Regions from separate parts of the Mus musculus genome. Here region 1 is linked to region 2. The links are chromatin contacts, found by Hi-C or POLR2A ChIA-PET in ENCODE. All regions are on one chromosome and are shown on one strand. Each heading gives the region's core, a stretch centred on a gene start or an enhancer-like site at or near the end of the contact. The rest is flanking DNA. Distances are from core to core; before and after follow the strand shown.

Evidence for each region. A loop is a pair of places that touch in the nucleus more often than their neighbours do. ChIA-PET counts read pairs that join two places held with the same protein, here RNA polymerase II (POLR2A).
Region 1: a map of gastrocnemius shows a loop between it and region 2 (4-fold over the local background). The contact joins the promoter of Ro60 here to the promoter of Glrx2 in region 2. A Hi-C loop is called at or near these places in 5 of 37 maps with a recorded cell type or tissue (gastrocnemius, heart and mouse embryonic stem cell). POLR2A ChIA-PET finds 5 or more read pairs at or near these places in 4 of 5 experiments (Patski and embryonic stem cell).

Annotation. Positions count from the first base shown.
Region 1 is chr1:143,775,762-143,778,534 of GRCm38, forward strand. It overlaps Ro60 (Ro60, Y RNA binding protein), which reads right to left and starts at 1,290. Exons shown (of 9, transcript NM_013835.2): 1 at 1,160-1,290. It overlaps Uchl5 (ubiquitin carboxyl-terminal esterase L5), which reads left to right and starts at 1,517. Exons shown (of 11, transcript NM_019562.2): 1 at 1,517-1,715. The coding sequence starts at 1,640.
Region 2 is chr1:143,738,156-143,740,855 of GRCm38, forward strand. It overlaps Glrx2 (glutaredoxin 2 (thioltransferase)), which reads left to right and starts at 1,413. Exons shown (of 4, transcript NM_001038592.1): 1 at 1,413-1,603. The coding sequence starts at 1,506. Gm46161 (a long non-coding RNA gene) reads right to left here and starts at 1,011. Exons shown (of 2, transcript XR_001779472.2): 1 at 845-1,011.

The sequences.
Region 1 (2,773 bases), core at 40-2,539, 37 kb after region 2:
TTTACACTTGTTCTTCGACATAAGGCCAAGCAGTGATGTGTTGATCCATATGTTGTCCATTCTCTTAATGCAGAATGTAAACCAGATAGCAAGACACTGATGTAATAACACTTCTGCTTCAAGATCTTCTGGACTACAATCTATATACGTCGTACCATTACTAGTACAAAGATTACCATGTTTTCCTTCAATTTACACAAACATTAAGCCAATATTTCATGTAATTTGGAAAGGCTAACTTTTTTTTTTTCACCCTGAGAAGTCAAGCAAATACGCAGTTTCTTTAAAAATAAAAGCCAAGGCTAATTTTACAGTAATGAAGCTATAATACTTTACAAAGCCAGGATCCCAGGTTCAAATGGATATGCCATACACAAAGGTAATGAAAATATCAACTCCATTAAGGGCGATGCAATGAAAAGTATTGAGGAACTGTGGCAAGATGTCACCATGGTAGGATGCTCTGAGCAAAAATTTTTCCTGTGGAAGCCAAAAGCCTTCCTTGGAACATACTTTTATGAAATGATGAATAAAACCACCTCCGAAGAATGATAAGTATTAATTACAAATAGCTATTTTTTGTTCTATTCATCAAAACCATTTCAAGTGTTTTTAAAATAATGCACTATTAAGGGGGGAGGGGTGGCGGGAGAGGGATGGTGCGCATTTTTCCGTAAGGCACTTCATCCCGATACATGAGTCTCTCATCCCTTGGACGAGAAATCTTTCTCCCTTCCTTGATTATTATTCCTCTAAGATAATTTCCTTTCGGTCTTCCCACAAAGCTCCTTCCCAAACCGGTATCCGAGACAACGCCTCTATGCCAAAGCCGCAGGAAGAGAGAAAAGAGTGAAAAGGGGCCTTGGCACGTTCGCTCGCCAGGAGCTTTGCAAGTGGGAGAGTTGACCTGAGTTCCCCAAGATTCCATCCTCCCGGAGCAACTAGGCCAGGTTCGAAATGTTCAGATGCGAAGTCGGTCCATGCTCTCCTCCGGCGGGTGCCGGAGCACAGAGGCGGCGAAGGCTTTGCCTGGCCTCTGACGCTGGGATGCGGCTGGAAGAGAGTGCGCACCGGCCAGCCCTCAAGTGCCCAGGATCGCTGGGACTGCCCAAAACGCGGTTCCCCGGCCCGCAGCAGGCCTGCAGTGACCCACCTTTACCTGGAAGGTGATGCTCAGGACCCGCGGCGCCTACAGAAAGCCTGCGTCGCACCAGGAATAGGAGGCGGCCCGAAAGGGCGAGGACAGCTCCAGGTTCGGGTCGGAGCGAGCCCCGCCCCGCCCCGTCTCGAGCCCCGCCCCTTCCATCGCCCCGCCCCAGCTCTGGGGTGCCAAGGGTCCCGGATGTGCCTCCCTCCGGCGCTCCGAGGCCCCGCTACTTCTCCGGCCCGGCAGAGGGCGCTACGGATCCTGAGAGGCAGGAGAGGCGTTTCGACGTCTCCCGGGTGGCTAGAGCGTCCTTCTGTGCTCCGGCGCGCGGCAGGTGACGGCGCCCGGAGGCTGTCGGGAAGTAGGCGGGGTGACGTGGGGTTGACGCTCGGCGGCGGGTTTTGCTGAGGTCTGCGGCCGGTGGCAGCTTGTGCTGCGGGGCTCCGGAGAGCGCGAGGTGGAAGCGGGGCGGTGTGTGTGTGGTCGGGGACCATGTCGAGCAATGCCGGGGAGTGGTGTCTCATGGAAAGCGACCCCGGGGTCTTCACCGAGCTCATTAAAGGATTCGGTGAGCACCAGGGGGACCGTCCTGGGCCGGGGGTTCCGGGAGGAGGCCCGCGTTGGGCCAGGCGGTCACCTGCCGCCACCGACGCCCGGCGTCGGAGAAGTGACTTCAGGGACTGGAGTCGGCGTGTGTGGAAAGTAGGGCTTCTGCCGCGTCCTCGGCCCGGGGCGGCCGCGTCTCCGCAGTGATCTTGGGAGCCACACCACGAGGGGAAGGAGTCCCTCTGCCTGTGCACTGCTGTGTTCTCCGGACTTGGGACTCGGACACTTGAATTGCCTCGAGCGTCCTCCTTCCCTGTCTCCCTCCCTCATCATCTCCTCCGCGCTTCTCTTGTCCTTTCCACTGTCCCTTCCCTGCGGAGCCTCCCTGTCTCCAGTGTGGTCAGGTGCATCGCTCAGGCTGTCGGTCCTGCGGAGCAGCCGGTCTAGGGCGTGTGTTTCCCCGGGTGGTGTCTGAGGCTCCAGCCGCCCAGAAACTCGAGATTCTAGTTTCCCAAAAGCAGAACTTTCACCTTTCGTATGTGGGCACCTCTTCCGGACCTCCACAGATAACCGTCTACGCGGGTCTGCACTCTACTTCCCGCAATTCTTTTACTCCCTCCTTTTTTGACTTCCTGTGAAGTTGAGTTTTCTCGAGGTAGTGCTTTTGCTCAGAGGCCACATGCTTAGCTCTGAATTTCTCTCTGACTTTATTTCCTTCCGTACTACTCAACCAATAGGACAGTTTATCCTTCCTCGTGTTCCCAACGTTTTGGGGGAGTTTTTTTTTCCCTCCATTTTCATTTTGATTTTTTCTAAGATATTGTTTTTAACTGTTTTGTTAAAATGTGTACCCAAAATATAGCAAACCTTAATGTAGATTTTGTGTACTGTACATGGCTGAATATTTCGAGCATTGCGTAACATATGTTCAACTGTACTTCGGGCATACAGTTACGGAGTTGGAAATTTTAATGTGAATAATCGGAATGCTGGTCTGAAGAACTGAGAGTCAATCTAGAATAACATGTTGGTTTACGTTTAAGAGTATACAGAAATTGTTTTAACTGTGTAGATCACAGA
Region 2 (2,700 bases), core at 163-2,662:
TGATGTTTTTTAAAAGAGCAACTGCTCACTACAAATCTCATTTACAGTATATTAAAATTAAATTGCGCAGAAGACATGGTAGTGAATGGTATCCCAGCATTTAAGAGATGGTGCTGGAGGATTGTAAAATTGAGACGCATGGGGATAAACAATGTATCTCTAGAAAGAGGGAGGGGTTTACATTGTTTCCCTTAATTGAGCCAGAGGTAAATTGTTCTTCAAAAGTTCTACTTCAAAACAAACAACAAAAGCCACAGTAACTTTCCTAAGTCGCTATCTCTTGGTAAAATTATTTTATATAGCAAACTTTGATTTTCAAAGTAAATTTGGGCTTTATGAAAAAAAAAACATGTTATGCCCCTGGGAGATTTGTTTTTGCAATTAACTTGATGATTATGAAAATCTTTTATGATTTGATGATATACAGACCAAGGGAAGTAAAAAAAGAGCAACCATAAACAGAAGTTCTAATTTTGTACCTTGGCAACATGAATCTTAAGTTTGGGTTCAGCATGGAGGCTCAAGAAAGGTATGGATAAGCCGGGCGTGGTGGCGCACGCCTTTAATCCCAGCACTGGGGAGGCAGAGGCAGGCGGATTTCTGAGTTCGAGGCCAGCCTGCTCTACAAAGTGAGTTCCAGGACAGCCAGGACTATACAGAGAAACCCTGTCTCGAAAAACTAAAAAAAAAAAAAAAAAAAAAAAGGTATGGATAGTTTCAACGATTGTTCATAGTTTTAGATACACCATTAGACCTTGGCTTTCAGTTTCAGTATCCTCAGTGTATAGAGCTAAGGGCGGATCCCCCTGAACTTATGAAAACACGTACAAAGGGCTATTATTACCGTCACTGAGAGGCTTGGATAGGTTTGTCATTAGGAGCTGCGGCAGCCATGGCTGTTAAAGCCATGATGAACTGTCTCTGGGCTAATTCGTTTCCTAATTTCAGTTTATTTTAAAAACACCACCTTGCTTTCTTCGGAAAGAACGTTAAACATTGGACCGCCTGTGTTTTTCACTTTCTGAGTACAATTCAACCTGCCTATGGACTCCGGATCAATAAATTAATCTTAAGATGACATTCCGGTCCGGTCCATCTTTCACATCCTAAACCTGTCTGACCAGAGGTGGTGACTGACCTACCTACCACCCTCAGGTAAACACCGGGCCACCACCCTGCCTCGAGTAATTTTTCTTGTGGCTCTCCCTAAGCCTCTTTCTTAATCCTGAATGCGGGCGTGAGGAGCTCGGGAGAACTCGGTAGAGATCGGAAGAACTCGGCAGGCAGGTGAGTGCCTCGCTCTACCGCCGAGGATGCGAACCTGCAGGCTCGCGGGCACGCGGGCGCGTGGGCGCGCGGAGACGGGGGAGCCAGGAAGCGCGGCGAGCCCGGCGGCGGCGCGGACAGCCCGATGGGGCGGAGCGAGGCCGCCGGAGGGGCGGGCTTCCATCGTCGTGGTCGCGATCGCCTGCTGCTCTCCCGGAGGCTGCCGGGGACCTTTGGCTATGTCCTGGCGCCGCGCGGCTTCGGTGGGGAGGCGGCTGGTGGCGAGCGGGAGGATCTTGGCGGGGCGGCGTGGCGCGGCTGGAGCTGCGGGCTCGGGGTACGCGGCGGGGCGGGCCGGGCCTGCGGGGCTTGTGGATCCCTGCGGTAGTGTTAGTGTGGACCCAGCCGGCTTGGGGGACAAACAACAGACGTCCTAGTCTGAGCTTAACAAATACAGCATGTGGTTTTAACTCAGCGTAGACCTGGATGGCCCTGAAAAGAGACTCCCCTGCTTGTGGGAACTTATATTGAACTTATATTATCGTTCTTAGATTGATTGTAAGTCTTTGCTATCCTGTCGCAGGATGTGAACTTGACTCATGCTTTTAAATGCCCAAGGCTTTGCAGCTAGTAACTCTGGCATCCTGTAGATGTGGTTTCTGGCTTGATGGGAGCATTGCTTTCCCTGGCTTCCTTCCTTAGCATAACCCTGGGCTGGCATACCAGTGATGGCCAATCAGGCCTGGCCTAGGCAGCTGTCAAGACGTCTGTCTCAACATCCTATACTCCCCTGTCTTCCAGGGAGACTTACTTTCTGAAAGCGCTGGTCACGTGATGTTAACCATTTGCCAGATCATTAGGACTGTTTCCTATTGGAGATATCTGGTGTATATCCTGCTTTGCCCACCTACCACCTCTTAGTAGATGTTTCATAAATGGAGCGCGACTAGTTGGTGCTTTATCAGTGTTGAGGTATTTCATTGGGCATTTATGCGGTGCCTGCCCCTTTCCTTAATAGGAAAGCTAAACCAGAAATCGAAGGGACTGCCTTAAGAAAGGTAGGGGTGCTTTTTTTGGAGCTTTTTCTTTGGCAGGGAATATGCCTCTTTGGTCTTTTTTTTTTTTTTTTTGGTTTTTCGAGACAGGGTTTCTCTGTATAGCCCTGGCTGTCCTGGAGCTCACTTTGTAGACCAGGCTGGCCTCGAACTCAGAAATCCGCCTGCCTCTGCCTCCCGAGTGCTGGGATTAAAGACGTGCGCCACCACACCCGGCTGGTCCTCTTAATTTCTTAGAAAAGCTCACCCGTCGTAAATGCCACATAGGTTTAAGGAGGTGGTAAATGCTAGATTAGAGATTTTGTTTTTAGCGTTGAAAACCCAAATAGACTGGATTGATGCCATCCAGCGTTCTTCCAGGCCAAAGCCATCTGGCACT